Regions from separate parts of the Homo sapiens genome. Here region 2 is linked to region 1. The links are chromatin contacts, found by Hi-C or POLR2A ChIA-PET in ENCODE. All regions are on one chromosome and are shown on one strand. Each heading gives the region's core, a stretch centred on a gene start or an enhancer-like site at or near the end of the contact. The rest is flanking DNA. Distances are from core to core; before and after follow the strand shown. Region 1 overlaps BCAS3 (BCAS3 microtubule associated cell migration factor). Region 2 overlaps BCAS3 (BCAS3 microtubule associated cell migration factor).

The links. Hi-C counts contacts between places; a loop is a spot of excess contacts on that map. ChIA-PET counts read pairs that join two places held with the same protein, here RNA polymerase II (POLR2A).
Region 2: a loop to region 1 is called in a map of heart right ventricle, with 2.5 times the contacts of the local background. The contact joins two enhancer-like sites. A Hi-C loop is called at or near these places in 7 of 168 maps with a recorded cell type or tissue (HepG2, Right ventricle myocardium superior, ascending aorta and 4 more). POLR2A ChIA-PET finds 5 or more read pairs at or near these places in 4 of 52 experiments (AG04450, HEK293, HepG2 and 1 more).

Annotation. Positions count from the first base shown.
Region 1 is chr17:61,374,681-61,380,087 of GRCh38, reverse strand. All of the region lies in intron 23 of BCAS3 (BCAS3 microtubule associated cell migration factor), which reads right to left. Among named protein-coding and RNA genes, the nearest start is that of TBX2-AS1, 22 kb to the left of the region's middle. RefSeq lists an enhancer at 1-212. Within about 2 kb of position 2,748, at least 3 of the 41 ENCODE cell types and tissues checked have a DNase peak (open chromatin) inside an H3K27ac peak, as active enhancers do; they include ascending aorta, where a contact is called at or near this core.
Region 2 is chr17:61,335,804-61,341,210 of GRCh38, reverse strand. The region is part of intron 22 of BCAS3 (BCAS3 microtubule associated cell migration factor); the gene reads right to left. Among named protein-coding and RNA genes, the nearest start is that of TBX2-AS1, 61 kb to the left of the region's middle. RefSeq lists a silencer at 4,409-4,703. Within about 2 kb of position 3,155, at least 11 of the 41 ENCODE cell types and tissues checked have a DNase peak (open chromatin) inside an H3K27ac peak, as active enhancers do; they include ascending aorta, where a contact is called at or near this core.

The DNA.
Region 1 (5,407 bases), core at 1,499-3,998:
AAGACCAGCTCAAGGGCACTAACCACAGGATCCTACTCAGCTCTCAGTGGTCGGGGATGGATAACGCATGAAACCGAGAAACTCCAGGCCTTATAAGGCCCCAGCCCAGGCTCGTACTCCACCAACCCACCCCTCGGGTCAGCACCAAACAGTCACACACACCAGCATGGAGATGGCACGCTGGCCCTGGCCAACTGGAGCTGGGAGATGATGGGAACATTCCAGGAAAACGAACACAGCGGGCGTGGAATGGAAAAGTCATCCTGAACAAATGACACGACTGGATGGCGCTTCTCCCAAAACTCAATGAAGGGTGCAGAGGGGTGGAACTGCAAGCTAGCGGGCTACACCCCATAAAACATATGTGGGTAACAGGGGAGGGCTGCGAAGCCTGGTGCTGGGGGATTTTGCCAGCAAATTAAAAAATGTCTTATGCAGTGGGCCGGCAGGTCCCCGGGGGCAGGGGTGACGTGGGAGGAGGAGTGGGCAGGAAGAAATAAGTAAAAGGCCAAGGCTGGAAAGCTGTTTCCGGGATGGGCTCCAAAATGCCTTCTTCTACTAGGGAACTTCACTTCTCCGTTAAGTTCAATCGGATGGGCTTGGCTTGGCCTTCTTGGTACAGTGCTCTATGGCTTCTAGGAGCCAAGATTCTGGATTCCTAAAGGGTCAGAGGGTCATTGCCAACTTTCATTTTCTGTGAGCAAGTGTGTCTCCCTCTCTCAGCAGCCACCACATCCAGGGGGTGGCCTCCACATCTCGGGCCATGTTTCGAGAAGGCAGAGGGGCAGAGGCAAGGGCAGAAGGGAAAGGTGGGAATTTAACCATCCATGACCGCGTTCAACTTTGTTCAGAATCTCACGCCTCACAGAAAGGTCAGTGGTTAACAGTCAATACTGTGGCAGAGGAGGAGGAACAGGGAGAAATCCTCCCTTTTGTTAACCATTTACCTATGTTGATGCTTCCAGAGGAGAGCCTGGCTCTGGGGGTCCAACAGCCCTCCCCCAGCCCCTCAGTCCAAGCCTGTGCCTATCCACAGTAATTCCTGCTTTCATGTTGGGGCAGCACCTGGAGAGGGGACTCTGAAGGGTCACAGAGGTCGCACTGGCACTTCCTCCTTGTTGATAGGAATCACTGTGCCTTGGTGAAAGAGTTGAAAAGTCACTTTAGACAACTAAGAAATATGCAGAGGAGAGTCTCAGCCCAAACTCCCATTACAGCTCTGCCCCTGGCGGGGCTTCCAGTAGCCTTAGTGACGAAGGTGGGGTGGGGGAAATGATCTACCCAGAATCAGATTTGAGACCTGGCCAGAAATTAACAAGTGTGACTTTTAATCAATAACTATTCCCATTGCTTTGACTGGCTTTCATTTACCTCTCAGGGGCCACAGAAACCCATCCAGTCACTCAACAAACATTAACTGAGGCTCAGCCTGGCTCTCCTTCCAGTGCTGGTTGCTGGGCAGGGAGAAGGCTGGTGGTTGGGGATAACAAAGATGGTTCAGACTCAGTTCAAAGAACCAGTAGTGGGTCAAGACACTCGTGGGAGTATGGGTGAGGGAGGGGCTGAAGGGACCACCAGGGCCGGCCCTTTTCCAATGGCAAAACGAAGGGAATTGGTGAGCAAGTTAATGGAAAAGGCAGCATACACTCTTTGCCCAGGGCCAAGTATCCAGCAAGTCGGTGGTGCAGAAATTCAGAGACAGAGAGAGTTGCACACATTTGGCTTCATGGTCAGGGAAAGCAACACAGAGGAGGTGAGATTTGAGCTTGGCCTAAGACGACGACTGGGCAGGATGGGAGGGCAGCGGTCCTGAGGGGTGACCAACATGCACCAGGGCCAGGTAACAGGGTGCATGCTGGGGATGCTGGGATCCTATATTGGCAAGAAGGTGGAGGAGGTGAAATATGCAGAGGTTACTGCAGAAGGGGTGGGAGGTCAGGCTGGAAGGGAAGGTGGGGAAGGCCTGTAAGAGACAGAAACATGATGGCAAGGAGCCTGGGTGCAATGTGCAGGCCTGGACACTTTCTGAGCAGGGAAGTGCAACGGCAGTCAAGGCAGGCCCTGCTAGTGACAGTCCCCTTCCTCTGCTGGATCCCTACTTATTCTGAATAAAAGGTGAGAATAACTGATAAAACTCCAACCCTTCAGACCATGGGAGACCGGCAGGATCTTAATAACTGGAACCTCTTCCCAAATTTCTTATTTTAATCCCACATCTTTTAGTTATACTCTCACTTCAAATCTTTCGTTTCCTCCTTTGTAAACTGGAGAGGGGAAGGTCTACCTGGCAGTGCTCTGACAATTAGAGGACATTTATGTGGCAGGCAGAGTCTTAGGCGTACAAGTCCCACGGGAGGTGTGGCCACTGCTATCGTGGAGAGGAGTAAAAGAGAGAGACCGAGTGCTCCCTGCAGCAGCCAGGACATCAGAGTTACAGGAGGCCAACGATTACTACATTTACTAGCTCCTCCTCCCCACACTGTGTCACAGAGGAAGAAACTGGCCCAGAGAGGGAAAGGCACTTGCCCAGGGTCACAGGTTTACCCCATTGCTTGATGAGGGCTTCAAATCCCATCGAAAAGGGGAAAAAAACACCACATTCTTCCCAATAGCGGGAGCTTGGTGCTGGGAACTGAAAGGACTCTCAGATTTGGCCTCTCCTGCCAGTGGAAAATAGCTAGGAATAGGCAATCCGACACTGAACCGAGACACAAATAGCAACACCAACAACACCACCCCTGCCGAGGCCACCGGCTGTCCCACAGTCTCGCTGGCGCAGCTGCTCCCTCTTGTCCCGAGTAGGGATGCTTGTGACCTGCTGGTGGGACTGGGCTCTCTATCTGGTGGCCCTGTGCCTCTGGGGACACTTTCTTCTCTCACCCTCAGCAATCAGGGCATTAGGCACTGGGGAGTTCCAGCTTTGCCTCCGCATCCTAGAAAGACCATGCCCTGTGGGCAGGGGAGCACTCCTGACTTCCACTTGGTCCAGCTCAGCTAGGGAGGCCCAGCGGGAAGCTGGGGGTAGAAGTCAGAGAGAAACAGACCCACCGTTCAGTATTGTGGCCTCCTCTGGGGCTTTAATCTCTTTGAGGGTAGGAAACTTGTCTCTCTTATTTTTCTCCAGCCTATTGGGGAAGAAACTGGCAGATACCGATGGAGACCCTGCCTGCCCCAACCACAGAAAGAACACGTTGGGCCACTGATGAGGTCATTAAGAGAAGACACTGAGAGAACTTTTGTAGATGCTGTAGAAGGAGGAAAACTCCAGGGCCCAATTAGATAAGGCAGAGGAAAAGCCCTAGGTTCTGGCTAAGTTGCTTGGGTGATAGCATTTGCTGAGACAGGTGCAATTTTAGGAGCACTGGGCAATCAGAGATATTACCCAGAGAAGCCTAGAGACTTTGGCAAGAGAGCCAGACCAAGCCAGAAGCTATGGCTTGCACAGATGAATCACCCTTGTGCATCTTGAGAAGGGGACCCAGGAAGTTGGAGAGGTAAGGCTTGGAGGAAAAAATTAAAAGACAAGACTGGGTCTCATGGGCGGCCACACTGGGGATCCTGGAGAGGAGAGCGATTCCTACTTTCAGGAGGCCGAAAGACTAACCCTTCCTGGGTATCTGGGGTAAATACCAGTTTGCCTGATAGAGTGGCTGTAGGAAGAGGAGAGAAGATTCTCTGGAAAGATCAAAGCAGCTTGGTGGTTGTGTGTGGTAGGGAAGCAGGGAATGTGACCTATGGGGCTATGAGCCACGATGGCCCTGTGAAGGCAGCATCTTCAGCTCACACAACCTCCGGGTTTGCTTAGGACAGGAACAGTGTGGCTAACCCAGGACCCATAAAGGAGGCTCACCTTTCACTTAGAATCAGAGAATCTCAGGTTTGGGAAAGGGACCTGAGAGGCCCACATAACACATGTAAATGTCACTTCTCCAGCTTTCTGGGGCAACACTGTCAGTTCCTATTTCCATGGCCTTGCAATGAGTTGGGCCAGTAGGATGCATCTATCTACCCCTAGGGCTGGACTGGATAAAGTTCTCTCTAAATTGCAGATTTTAAAAATATGTGGGATGCAGAAAATTCTAACCACCACCACATCTTCTGAAATGTCTGCAAAGTCAAATGTGGTCAACTACTTTCTGTAGCGAATACTGATAAATCAATTATCTGCTTTTAAAATGAGACTGACCAGAGAGTAGGGATGGCTAAAAGATAATTGGCCCGGTGTGGTGGCTCATGCATGTAATCCCAGCACTTTGGGAGGCCGAGGTGGGTGGATCACCTGAGGTCAGGAGTCTGAGATCAGCCTGGCCAACATGGTGAAACCCTGTCTCTACTAAAAATTCAAAAATTAGCTGGGCATGGTGGCGCATGCCTGTAATCCACGCTACCCAGGAGGCTGAGGCAGGAGAATCGCTGGAACATGATGGGAGGTGGAGGCTGCAGTGAGCTGAGATTGTGCCATTGCACTCTAGTCTGGGTGACAGAGTGAGACTCCATCTCAAAAAAAAAAAAAAAAAAGATAATTAACACATGGTACTGGTGCCTACAATTATTGTCATCTGATCATGTGGCAACCTGGTATGGGATGGGGCTAATATGATCCCTATTGGAAATGTAGCCTTAGATTGAAAAAGTTCCCAGCCCTCCATACTGACCCAGGCAGGAGTTCCAAGGCCCTTTGGAAGAGCTGATTCTAGAGGCAGGAGAGGGGTCCAATACACTGAGATATTTGGATTAGTTATTTGGTACATATCTGATTGACTCCAGTAAAAACAGCTCATATTTGTTGGGAGCTTACTTTTTACAGTCTTAAAATGAAAGACTTTATTAGTACACACACACACACACACACACACACACACACACACAAATAGTGCTTTTAGGTCATCTTTTGCAAAACATAGCAATCAACAAATATTTGTTATTAACTTGCTGAAACCATCCCGTGATCACTTAAAAACTGCCTAATGTTCAAAGTGTTCTTTTTATGTTAACAAGAGAAAAAGAAAGGCGCAGCCCTTTCAGTACATAAAAGTAGCTTCTGACAGAAATCTTTGGAAGAGCTTTAGTTGAACATAATCTTAAAGCCTTTTCTGCAGAGTAATTAATACATAAATGGGAAAACTCAGAGGATTTAGGTGAACAAGCTAGAGCATTGATTTTCAAAGCGCAGATTGCCATTCACCAATGTATTGTGAAATCACTTTAGTGGGTCACGAGTGCATTTTTTAAAAAATGAAATAAAATAGAAAGTACAAGATAATTCTTAGAATAATAGAAGAAAAGGAAGTACTAGAATGCACTGGCCGTAATATTGTTTTGTGAAGGGTTATAGATGTGGGTGAACTAGGTCAGGAAGTAAAATATGTATATGACAGAAGGTAAGAGGCAAAGACTGAGCCCACTA
Region 2 (5,407 bases), core at 1,906-4,405, 39 kb after region 1:
TGTAAGATTATTCCACCCACTGCCCCTTCTTGTTACAGTCTGTTCCTGTGCCCGCCCCATGCCCTCAGCACACTCACACTCCCTATTCCTTAACGATTCCAGCTTCTGCTTCACTGCCACTCTAACAGTGTCACAACACTAACCCGATCATACTCACACAGATGACCCTGTCAGCAACCTGGCCTCTCAGGCCCTGACCCTCCTCCCTTCCAGCGCCCTTCTCCATCCCCTCTGCCACTCACTGCCATGGCTCTTCCTTTGATGGAATTAACAATAACTGCAAATCTCATCACAATCCTAATCTCATATATCCCACACTGACTGTTGTCTCTTCTCCTTCTGGTTCTCTGCCTCTGCTAACCCAATTCCAAGCAGCCTTCAGCCTCACCAGGGTGTATAATACATTGATCCCGCCTGCTTTTCACTATCCCCCAACTCCATGTCCTCTCTTCCCACCACATCCAGTTGTTAGACTCAGTCCCTTGCACACACTCTCAGCTTCTGCATCCCTCTTTCCCTTGGCCATACCGGCCTGGTGAAACCACAACCTTGTTAAATCCAACTTCTACCCACTCCCCGTCCCCCGCAGCGACTCACAGCAGGGAGGAAAGCACACCATGCTAACGGGTCTGAGCCTGACCTGATGATCACTCACACCAGACGGACCTTTAATGCTGCCCTCCAGTGCTATTTCCTGAGCGCATTCACTCTTTCACCCTCCTAAATGATTACTTCATCGTTTCTCCTCTACCCTCAAACTGTCAATATCTTCTCCACCATTCTCGCTTTCAGTGGAGGGCTTAGATGACGGCTTCATCGAGAAAATGGAAGCCATCAGAAAGGTATTTAAAGTCCTGTCCTGGAATCCACCCACCCCCTGCATCTGTGTATACACAGTCCCCCTTCCTTCTACCAAGGTCAATCCCTCCATGTATGCACCAGCCCCCACCCCCTCTTGCCATCACTATGCTAGTATTTCTTCCATTAAAAAGAAAAAAAGAAAGACCTTCTTGACCTCATTTCCTCTTCTAGTTACCGCCCCCATTTCTCTCTTTCCCTTAATCAAAACTCCTTGAAAGAGATGTCTGGACTTGCTGTCTACAACTGCTTTCCTCCCTTTCTCTCTTTGAACACACTCCAATGAGGCTTTGCCCCCTCTCTGTACTGAAACCGCTCTTCCAAAGTTAATGTCGTCCCCGTTTCTTTTTCAACAAATCAATTAATGCAGAGACTTCCACATTATTGAATCCCACAGCCATTTCTCAGTTATCATCTGGCCTCATCTTTCAGCAGGTCAAGTGTGCTTTCGACATAGTTGACCCTCTCTCTACTTGGCTTTCGGGACAGCACACTCACCTGGTTTTCCTCCCATCTTTCCGGCCGCTACTTTGCAGTCTCTTTTACTGGCTCTTCCACTCATCTCCTTGGTCTTTTTTTTTTTTTTTTAGATGGGGTCTCGCTTTGTCGCCCCGACTGGAGTACAGTGGCGCGATCTCAGCTCACTGTAACCGCCACCTCCTAGGTTCGAGCGATTCTCCTGCCTCAGCCTCCCGAGTAGCTGGGATTACAGATGGGCACCACCACGCCCGGCTAATTTTTGTATTCTTAGTAGAGAAGGGGTTTCACCATGTTGGCTAGGCTGGTCTCGAACTCCTGACCTCAGGTGATCTGCTCACCTTGGCCTCCCAACTGCTGGGATTACAGGCTTGAGCCAATGTTTCCAGCCTCCTCAGTCTTTAGATGCTGAGATTCCCTAGTTTACCTGCAAAGCCTTGGTCTGGTCAAGAAAGGAATAGAATGCCAAGGGAAATGCTAGTTTGAGCTCCTTTAGGCGGCTTCATGGGCCTTCCCATTGTATCCTTATCCCCTGGATCCAAGGGAGCCAGTGCACTCACCAAACCAAAACCCTTTCTTCATTGGCTTTTGGGTGTGACCTGGGATGAAGGAGAGGTGGGCACTAGGGGCAGGGAGTAAAACCGACCAAGGGCAAGTGGCGCCTGCCACTGTCAGAATCAGGGTTGAAGCCGAGAGCTGGGAAGATGACTGCCAATCGTCAGTTTCTGCATCCTCCACAGAACAACCTTCCCAGGGGGTCACATGTCACTGATTGAGTAATAGAGTCCAAAAGAACATGAGAAAATGGGAGAGGCAGATGGGTCTTTGTGAATTTTTTTTTTTCCCAAAACCAAGATGTTAAACTTTGGCCCACTAAGAAATGGGGTATGAAGAGGGACTTGACTGCCATGAAGGGGGAGAAAGAAGAGTTCATCTTATTTGCTGTTTTTCCTTTCTGCTTTTTTTTTTTTTTTTTTTTTTTTTTTTCCCAGTAAGGGCACCAGATAGGCTTCCCATTTGAGGACTGATAAGAATTTGCCTTGGGACACTGAAAAAAAATAACTTTTCAGTGTCACAGGGGAAAATGTATTCTTCCTAGGAAATGGAAAAGGCGTTACTCAGAGTGAGGACACAGGGAGCTACGACTCCCACGCGGGCCTGCACTGCCAGATCCAACAGTGATGGGCAGCCTCCCACCCCTGGGACAGCCTTCTTCTTCCAGGCTGGCTTTGGCCTGACTCACAGATCCAAAAGCCCCTACCTCCACTCGGCAAACAATGCCAGAACAACATCTGCTACCCCTAACCTACTTCCCAAAAGAAATGATTAAAAAGTTAAAGAAACACTTCCATATGGAAGAATCCAATCCCAACAGGTCACCACAAAGATACTTCAAACACAATAAAACAGGAAGAGCTAAAAAAAGCAGAGAAGTTCACAGAACCCACACAATCTTTTATATAAGAAAAAAAAAAGCGACTCTGGTAACTTTACACAGTTCAGAACACCATTTGGCAGTTAAGTATGTCCTTAATCTGCTGAATTTGCTTATTATAGTAAAGGTTTAGAAGAATTTGAGAGCGGTGGCCAAAAATACTGCAATAATCTCTACTCCTAAAGTAAACTTACAAAGTGAATTAACTTCTTCAACTGAAATATTTCAAAGTTGAAAGTGTTTGTCCCCTACCGCCCCCGCCAGAGACTGGCCACAGGGATGACACAGTCACTTAAAATCAGAACCACTTGAGTGGATTTATGGTTATTCATCCAACAAATATTTATGGGGCACCTAACATAACATAAGCCGGGCCCAGGGTTAGTCACTGAGATACAACATTAAGCGTGACATTCGACCTAACTTTGAGTTGCTCACAACACAGAAGGGACGCTGCAGTTCCTAAGTCAGAACCCAGACTAACAATACCCTAGAGCTGTGGGGTACTGGATGAAGCGCTTTACCTCACCGAGCCTTGGTTTCCTCAACTATAAAATGGGATAGAACTATCTTCCTTGCAGGACTGGTGGAAATATTCACAGGCACACCACAAATTCTCCATAACAAGGAGGCTTTCTCTGTCTCTAACACCTTGTGAAATGCTGAAAGGTTTCAGCCAAGAACCTAGTGGACACTTTAAGGCTAGAGGAGAGGGAGTAGATCAGAAACGACCTTTAAGGGGTGAGCGCAAAAAGAAAAAGGAAAAAAAAACAATAAAAACAATCCCACCAACATTCAGTTTAGGTGTACTAGAAACTGTAATTTTCTTCGGAGAGTAACAGACGCAGAGGCTGTTCACATGGAATTTGGCAAATCAAAGGCGAGGGAAGCCTGGCAGGATCTTGGCAGGAGGATCCCTGGGAGCATTTTGTTGCTCCAAGAGGAAGACCTGGGGCCGAGGGCTGTGGGCAAAGCCAAGCGTCTCCTCCTAGAGGCTGCAAGCTGACTTCTTTGGCCACCTCTCTTGGGCCTTAAATTGCTTCCTGAGGTGAGGCCCCCAGCTAATGGTTTATTTACAACGGAAGCAGCACTGACCTGGGAGAACACTGAATCACAGACCCCACATTAGCCAGGAACACCAGTGCTCTCCACCAATAACTTCCCAAGATACGTGAACCTGCAACTGCCTCTATTTACAGACACTGACATGGCTCACGTCCCTGTTCCACTCGGGTGAGGCGATTTAAATAAAGTATAAAAAAGGGAGCCTGGGCAGAAATATCAGGCTTGGAGTTCAGAAAGGATAAAGTTTGTTGTTGTTTTTTTTTGAGATGGAGTCTTGCTCTGTCACCCAGGCTGGAGTGCAATGAGGCAATCTTGGCTCACTGCAACCTCCACCTCCCAGGTTCAAGTGATTCTCCTGCCTCAGCCTCCTGAGTAGCTGGGATTACAGGCACGTGCCACCAAGCCTGGCTAATTTTTGTATTTTTAGTAGAGACAGGGTTTCACCATGTTGGCCAGGCTGGTCTCAAACTCCTGACCTCAAGTGATCTGCCCGCCTTGGCCTCCCAAAGTGCTGGGATTACAGGTGTGAGCCACCACGCCTGGCCAGAAAGGATAAAGTTCTGCTGCTGCCTTTTCTGTGTAACCTTGGGCAAGACTTTTCCTCTCTGGGCAAAATGACATGACACATTCATGCCCCCAAATCTAGCTTTCCCCAAACAAAGTTGTCAGTAACATTAAGACAAACAAACAAAAAATGGATACAGCACCCCTGTGGATGAATGAAATGAAGCCCCAGTACAAAGTACAAAGGATTGTGACTGCGGGGAAGCCAGGCTTGGCATGAACACAGTGCACCTTCCAAACTAGAAAGCCTGTTATGTGAAAACTGGCAAGGCTGCTGCCAGCGTAGCTGGGCTAGAGGTGGGCATAGGTGGGTAAGGTTTCTAGAAAGACCCACAGAGAACAGGAAGAAAGCTTGAAGCTCTCCGTGGGAGGACGCTGACAAAGACCAGGGGAAAGAAGCCTAAGAGAATGCAGGCTGTCTGTTCCGATATTTAATATCCAAGAACTAAAGGCAGAAGAGGTGCAAAAAGCTTAATAGTATTTGTAGTTCAAATTAAAGTGTTCAAAGCCCCGTTATAGAGCAGGGTAATGTATGCAATGACATCTGGGACTGTAATCAGCAAAGTGCTTTCAAGAGCTGCCAAAGCAAACAGCCAAATAACAAATCCACTTTACAGATCATCAATCCGGTCCTGGACTTGCCAAGGTAAATAGTAAAAGGCTGAAGTTTGCTTTGCAAACCAGGGAGCTGGGAGTTTAGCGAGGCCTTGATCCAGAGCAGCACCACTGGGCCAGGGCCTCTGGAGCTGGAGGCGCGAAAGGAAAGCCGACACGCCCTGTATCTGAAAAGTATGGAAAGGGGGCTGGGAGCGAGGGCTCCCCGAGGTGGGGGGCTGGCAGCCCCTTGGGGTGAGGTCTAAAGACAGCTGTCAATCTGGCAGGCAGCCACAGCTGCTAGGCTGGGCGGTACCCTCTCAGGTGCCCACTCTCCAGCTCAGACTCTGGTGCTTTGCGTTTTTGGCCAGATTGGAGTTTATAGATTTCTGAGAAGAAAATACAACCAGAAGC